Regions from separate parts of the Homo sapiens genome. Here regions 2 and 3 are each linked to region 1. Evidence: read pairs that join two places in POLR2A ChIA-PET (ENCODE). Cell type or tissue: OCI-LY7. All regions are shown on one strand.

Region 1 (2,500 bases):
ATGGTGATTTCATCCGGCCTGTTTTGTGGATCCTGACCTCTTGCTCTCCTTGTCAGAGCACGATGCCACGTTCCATGAATTTGACACGGTCCGCAGCCTGGAGCCAGGGCATGGACTATTTGTTTTGTTTAGAAGACTTTGTGTAGCACAGAAGTGTTTCCACAACTGACCCAAGTGCTAAGACTTTAATGACCGCGAGGGAAGGATGTACTTTCAAGTCCCTTATCAAAATAACAGCTGAGCAGAAAGCTGACAAACAAAACTTGGGGTAGCAGGTCGCAGGCATTTCATTAAAACAAACAAAACAATATCCCCTCTGTTCTAAGACTTGTTACTATGATCTTCCCTTCCTAGCATTTTGGTGAAAAGCACTTAGACCTAAAAGGCATTTATTTCTAGAAAAGCTTTCAAATCCCAAAGGCCTTTTCGACAGAACTTGCATCGAACATGCTGTTTTTAAATAAAGGCAAAGGTTCCGGGAACTGACAAGAAGTCATCCCCAAACTGGGTTTATTTTCTCCATTCTTTGAGCTGTTTTCAGAACCCAGAGAAGCACATGTACTCCCCCAGCAGATTCTGAGAATTACAAATTTAGAACAGACTAGCACCTAATATTCTGGTCACACAAACGTAAACTCTAAATGGGATTTGATCAAGAGAAAAAGCCCTTTGTTCTTAGTAAGGCAAGTACTTGCGTATTTCAGGTATGGTTAGGCAAATCCTACCAGTCATTCAGGACTCAAAATCAAATTCCTCTCCTACTCTCCCCTCTGAACTTTTTTTCCCTCCTTCTCTTATGGAACATATCACTGTACTCCTTGTACTTTAGCTGTGGTTTTTGGCATATTATTATACCAGACTGGAGAATCCTTAAGGGCAAGACCCTGTGGGATGTGTCTTTTATCTGCCCAGCACAACACCCAAAAGGCTGCATTGCATAACATGTATTTGTTGAATGAAAAAGTGACTAATGGAAATAAAGATGCCCACATACTGTTCTTTCCTGTCCTCATAGACTGGTCCCGCCAACCTCACACGTGGTATACTTGTCACACTGGGCACTTGTAAAACTGCATTCACCTTTACTACTTATGCTTATGCTCTGGAAACATAAACTGGTGACTTGAGTTTGCACTGGGAATGGAGACAGGAAACCAAAGGCCTTTGGTATCTCAGTAAGGCTATAATCTAGTCCCCACATGCAATGCACAAACACCCTGAAGAGCACAAATATTCAAAGTACGGGGTGGGGGGAATGGAACACAAAGGACTGGGTAGGTGCCTCTGCAATCGAATCAGAGACCTTTTGGATTCAGAAGACTCCAGGTAAAGTTTTGGTATTGAAGGACTGGCTTTGGGGACAGCAAAAATTCTGGTCCCCAGGCCACATCTTTGTCCCTCTAGAGTCATAATCTGTCATTTGCTAGGTCAGTGAGTGAAAACAGGTGCATTATGGTGTGCTGGTGGGCAGGAGTGGGATGGGTCTGCGGACTTTAATTCACTCATGTAAGAGACAGCCCCACCTCCTTCCAGCCACCCTGCAAGGACCTACACCTGCCCTCTCCTTGAAAGCTCAGTGCTATGTACTTACTGACAGAACCTAAATCCTAAGACTCCAGAATTAGACCAGCTCTTGTTCTTTAGGTGAGACTGATCTCTACCAAGAAAAAGCTCTGCTAGGGAGAGAGCAGTACCCTTACTGATAGCATATCTGGCTTCAGTCAGTTTTATTAGAAAAAAAACAGTGCAAAGCAATAGACGTACTGTTACTTTTACGTGTGTATATGATTCACTGGCCTGGCTTATCACAGAGTTCAGTAAATGCTCTTTGCATGAATGTTTTCAGTATTATACATGAATAATAAGAGTAGCTAAGTGAATAATAATAGTAGCTAACCATTTCTGAGCACTTTCTCTGTACAAGTCACTCTTCTGAGTGCTTTGCATACAATAATTCCACTAAAACTCACAGCAAGCCAAAGAGGAAGGCATGATCCTTATCCCCATCTTACAGACCAGGAAACTGAGACAGAGATGAAATTACTTGTCTCAGACCATACAAATGGTTACTGGCAGCAGAAGGATTTCAACACAGGCAACTGGACTTTATCCAGAGCCCCTGCTTTAAGCAACTTATCTCTAACAGACACACACACAGACACACACACACACACACACACACAGACACACACACATTGCCTCAAAATGAAGTATTCATACTAACTTGGGCTGGCAGTCACCAGGGAGCTCTCCGCAAATGAAAACACTCAAGTACTACATAGCACGAGGGTGCTGCAGCCCACCCCAGACAGGAAACACTGTCCGACAGAATTGACAGCGAGTGGGGTCCCCTTTAGTCTTGACCCAGCAGTAGGTGGCAAGACTCCCACTAAGGCCAATAAAACTTAGTCAGAGAGCCCTACATATTACCCTCCTTAACCAGTGGGCCACTGACTCTTCTGCCTAATCAGTGAAAGATCTCTGTGGTTTAAAAAAAAAA
Region 2 (2,500 bases), 60 kb after region 1:
AACACAAAATTTATTCAAAACATGATTAAAAATGTAGATGTCCACTTAAAACTGGGCAAAGGAATACATGGATTATTTTTTTCAAAAATCTTTTAGAGCAGCATTATTCAATAGAAACACAATGTGAGCCAACTTGTAATTAACACATTGAAAATGTAAACAGAAAACAGGTGAAATTAACTTTAGTAAGCTATTTTATCTAACCCAGTATATCCAAAATATTATTTTAACATGTGATCAATAGAAGTGATTACTGGCCGCACACGGTGGCTCACGCCTGTAATCCCAGCACTTTGGGAGGCTGAGGTGGGCGGATCTTGAGATCAGGAGATCGAGACCATCCTGGCTAATACAGCGAAACCCCGTCTCTACTAAAAATACAAAAAATTAGCCAGGCATGGTGGCACATGCCTGTAGTCCCAGCTACTTGGGAGGCTGAGGCAGGAGAATCACTTAAACCCAGGAGGCAGAGGTTGCGGTGAGCCGAGATTGCACCATTGCACTCCAGCCTGGGCGACAGTGCAAGACTCAAAAAAAAAAAAAAAAAGTAAAAGAAAAAAAAAGATTACTAGTGACATATTTACATTATTTTTTCATAGTAAGCTCTCAAAATATAGTGTGTATTTTACATTTATAGCATCTCTTGAAGTGGACAAGACACATTGCAAGGGCTTAGTTGTCACAGGTGGCTAGTGGCTACCTTATTGAACAGCATAGCTCTCTTTAGAGCGTCTGCCTGAAAAGAAATTTTAAAATCATTGTGTCCTGGGTCCGAAGAGGCACTTGGGAAAAATGAGGTTGTTCTGTGTACAGGTTCCTTTTGGCCAACTATCTTGAGATAAGATGTTCTGAAATATAGCTAGGAGAGGAGAACAGAACAGGAGGAAAAGCCTCACAGTGCCTGTTATTTCATTGTTCTGATACCCCAAAGCCCCAACAAAGACCCAAAGTTAGCAAGTATAGTTATTTTAGTAGAGATTCTCGCTTGCCACCTTTGGTTTCTGGTGAATAACAAAAATCAATTCAAAGTAAAATAATAATCTCTTAAAAGCTTCAACTGTTAAGACCTGGTGAGAGCCCTCTCCTCTGGGTTAAACATATCCTTCTGCTGTAACCAGCTACAGGTTCACTTGGTGCCATGTCCACAAAACCATCTGCTCTGTTTTCTGTCATGACACCCAGTTGTTCAGAATGGATATTTCTTTCTTTCTTTTTCTAGTGTGCACATTACTAAAAGTAATTTAACAGCTGAAAGAGATACTTATGAAACCTACTGGAAACTGAAACCACTATTTAATCTCACGGCAAAGCAGTCATATAAAAACTCCGGCACCTTCTAATGTGCTGTCACAGTGCACCATGGAAGAACATCATTGAAAGCTGATGATACAGATGTGCTCTGTTTTACTTCCTTTTTGTACAGGGTTAGTACTGAGTAAGCTGATGTAAGACAGGAGGAGGATGGCTCTAGTTTAGCCACCTTTCCCAAAGTACCTACCATCTGCTGAAAATCATTTCCACAGCAAATATCCCCTTTTCCCCAATCTCTAACATCCAAACCTACCTCTCTTTTCTCATAAAAGACAATAAACAAATTGCTCGTGACTACTATATTAATTCCAGTGATAGTTCTGTGGTTTCATACCATGAGTTACCAGTGCTACAGATCCCTGTTTCTGGGTATCTCTCAGATATTTCTTTAAGGTTATTTCTGTTTGAAAGGGTTGGCAAACTATGGGCCAAATTCAGCCCAACACCTGTTTTTGTAAATAAAGTTTTATTACAACATAGTCATGCACATTCATTTACATATTGTCTTTGGCTGCTTTTACACTACGACGGCACAGTTGTGTGATTATAGAGTGGTGCATTTGCCTCAGAGACCTTATGGTGCACAAATCTAAAATATTTACTATCTGGCTCTGCTGACCCTTGATCTAGAGAATATAGTCTTGCTGCCAGAAATCTGCTATTTTGGATCACGAATATCAGCTTAATTTCTAAGATACAGTTACTCTGTAACACTTGGCTGCATTTACTTGTTCAAGCTGGACTCTCCTTTCCAGAATATGGGTTCTTTGAAGGGCAGGAGCTAGGTCTGTAGCATGTCTGAATTCCTAACACCCTGGAAACAAGCGAAGCACATGATAGATTTTTAATTAATGTTGGTTCTTTTTCTGGTTATTCACTGTCCCTCTGTTCTCATCCTACTCCCGGATCTATTACCCATTCTTTCTTCCTTGCTCTGTGACCCCTGAATGTTGTATCATTGGGCTCCCTCATGGGCTGGCTGGCTTCTGCTTGTTCAGCCAATGGGAGACACCTAACAGATCGCATGTGGGAAAGAGTGAGAAGTTGTCATATTTCTTCTCTGCCCCATCTCTGCTTTGGCCTGGCAGCTCTGGCCAAGGCCACAGCTCCACCCTGACGGCAGCTTTCACCAGGTAGCACTATGTCTTCCTCTTGCTTCTTACTAGTGCCCAGATGTCTTCATGGTTCT
Region 3 (2,500 bases), 55 kb after region 1:
TCCAAATATGTATGAAGGCTAAGTTTGAGACACAATGTCCCTTGTGCTTCAAAGACAACATACAGTTTTCTTTCTCCTTTTTTTTTTAAAGGAAATATGAATGTGCTCACGTTATAAAGCTTGATGTCTAGTTTTGAAACAATTTAAGCAAAATAATGTCAATATGTGAGGTTCTCACAATGATTTATGCTTCCTCCTGTTACTTTATTACATTAGACATTCTTTTCTCAAAGCTTTATACTTTTCACTGTGCTCCTAGCAACCAACCAACGGCAAAGCATCAACTTTATATACCTGGCGCTATTCCAATTCTTACTGCTATTGACAATTATATTGAAGTTTCCATTTAATTGCTGCTCTGTTGTGACACCGAATATTTGTCACAATTAGGCATTTCCTATTTTCTGTCCATGCATTTTTTATTATTACTGAAAATGAAATTTTTATTCCAGAAAACCTAAGCATGAAAATTCTACAGATAAGAGTAGCTACAGCTGTTACTATCATTACCAACATTGTAACATGAAGAAAAAAAAAGAGAATATAATTTCTCGGAAGGTAATTTTCCTTTCAGTCTAAGTGCTCTTATTCATCTTGCAGTTACTCAATGATTTCCTGTTCTAATTACAGGACATTATACAGAAAGACATTTGTAAAAGGAAAATGCAGCAGAGCATATGACTAAATAGCTTGAATTGGTTGAAAGTGTTTAAAATTCCAAAGTTGTACATCAACTTTATCAATTCGTGGTTATAGCTCTATGTAAATGTGTACTGTGTCCTGCCGTATTTTTCAATCTCTCTTAAGGTAGTAAACTTAGTACCCAAAGTTAGTACACATCAAAGGGGAAAACACATTTGCAGTTAAACTGATGTTGAAGAGTTGGAGTCAGGGAAGATCAGTTGTGTGTGCGTGTGTGTGTGTGTGTGTGTGTGTGTGTGTATCTCCCTTCCTCATCAAAGCTGTTAAATTGGAGGCATGCCAAAACAAGGAGTGGAAAATATTAATAATAAAAATAAATTAAATGCCTGATTAAAAGGGAAAGAGAACAAGATTCCATCCGGAATAGAAATGAAAATGCCACAAACTATTTCATAAAAACAAACTGTGACGTAAATTACACATCAGTATTGCACTGTTGTGGTTATTTTGAGAAATGGTTTGTACTGTAAGTCAGCTGGTGCTGCCCCACCCTTAATGATTTTGTAATTCTCGACACAGTAAGCAAGTGGGGCAGCCCTGAGATTGCTGAGACAGAAAACAGAACTAGCCATACAGAACTGGCAATAAAAAGATAATGTACTTTTAACATAACAGAACAAGGAGATTGGCTTGGCTTTATTAACTAAAAAAAAACTACTTTAAATGGTCCCCAGCTTGCCATTTGTTTTGCTAAATGGAAACACAGATCTTCCCAGGATAGGCAACGAAAACATCACTGGAGAACTTAAAAAAAAGTAAATGTGGGAAAAATATATCAGTACATGGATGCAAACAAAACAAAGAATATTTCAAACCCAAAACCAAGGGTTTGAACCAGCTGTTTTCAAAAGCAAACCACTTAAAATAGAGGCATAGACAAATACAAAAATATGTATCAAAATGTTACTATCAGCTTTTGCCCTCACTATTGCTTCATCACTCAAGAAAAAAAACATCACAAAACTAAACTATAACCAAACACTGCTACCACTCTGAGTAACAAATGAACGCAGTGGGAAGAAAGCCAACTCCACCTCCAAGGTTGTCCCAAAGGGTCACTGAATTCTAAGCCACGACCGGGAGCCACTTTTTATCTTGAGAATTTTGCAGCTTATTGCCATAGGGTTCATCTTAGCCACATTTAAATTTAAATGTCACACTAGACAGGGATTATGCAACAGGTGAGACTTCATGGCCAGATTGACATGTAGGTAAAGTTGTTACCACATATGAGGTGTTATTCTATGGGGCCTGACTTACCTTAACTTGCTTCCCCGTCACATGGGTTAAACTTTGGCTAGAGTCAGCCATTCACTTTTTTTTTTTTTGAGACAGAGTTTCGCTATTGTTGCCCAGGCTGGAGTGCCATAGCGTGATCTCAGCTCACCGCAACCTCCACCTCCTGGGTTCAAGCGATTCTCCTACCTCAGCCTCCCCAGTAGCTGGGATTACAGGTATGCGCCACCACACCCAGCTAATTTTTTTGTATTTTTAGTAGAGACAGGGTTTCTCCATGGTATTTAAGCTGGTCTCGAACTCCCGACTTCAGGTGATCCGCCCACCTCAGCCTCCCAAAGTGCTGGGATTACAGGCGTGAGCCACCGTGCCTGGCCTCCACAATGATTTTTTAACCATAATACCAAAAGCACATAAGAAAACAACAAACAATAGACAACTGGACTTCATCAAAATTAAAAGCTTTTGTGCATCAATGGACACTATCAATAAAGTGAAAAGACAGTCTTGGAGAGGGGGAAAATATTTGCAAAGCATATACCTGATAAGGGATTAATAACTA

Evidence for each region. ChIA-PET counts read pairs that join two places held together with the same protein. Peaks named below come from ENCODE experiments on the same cell type or tissue, not always from the same donor. Only the 100,000 strongest peaks of a DNase experiment are listed, where the experiment ranks them.
Region 2: POLR2A ChIA-PET joins it to region 1 with 13 read pairs; 9 of 35 experiments call an interaction of 5 or more read pairs at or near these places.
Region 3: POLR2A ChIA-PET joins it to region 1 with 40 read pairs; 8 of 35 experiments call an interaction of 5 or more read pairs at or near these places.

The regions. Positions count from the first base shown.
Region 1 is chr10:62,046,686-62,049,185 of GRCh38, reverse strand. The region is part of intron 4 of ARID5B (AT-rich interaction domain 5B); the gene reads right to left. Among named protein-coding and RNA genes, the nearest start is that of ARID5B, 150 kb to the right of the region's middle. RefSeq lists enhancers at 1-36, 1-47, 228-317, 938-1,007, 1,588-1,647 and 1 more. In OCI-LY7, no CTCF peak of the experiment used is centred here; DNase peaks (open chromatin) are centred at 1,095, 1,535, 2,195, 2,495 and 1 weaker place; H3K4me3 peaks cover 2,463 bases; H3K27ac peaks cover 2,500 bases.
Region 2 is chr10:61,986,984-61,989,483 of GRCh38, reverse strand. All of the region lies in intron 3 of ARID5B (AT-rich interaction domain 5B), which reads right to left. Among named protein-coding and RNA genes, the nearest start is that of ARID5B, 87 kb to the right of the region's middle. RefSeq lists enhancers at 1,072-1,321, 2,422-2,500. In OCI-LY7, no CTCF peak of the experiment used is centred here; DNase peaks (open chromatin) are centred at 1,343 and 1,763; H3K4me3 peaks cover 1,903 bases; H3K27ac peaks cover 2,500 bases.
Region 3 is chr10:61,991,563-61,994,062 of GRCh38, reverse strand. The region is part of intron 3 of ARID5B (AT-rich interaction domain 5B); the gene reads right to left. Among named protein-coding and RNA genes, the nearest start is that of ARID5B, 91 kb to the right of the region's middle. In OCI-LY7, no CTCF peak of the experiment used is centred here; DNase peaks (open chromatin) are centred at 630, 972 and 1,192; H3K4me3 peaks cover 1,853 bases; H3K27ac peaks cover 2,167 bases.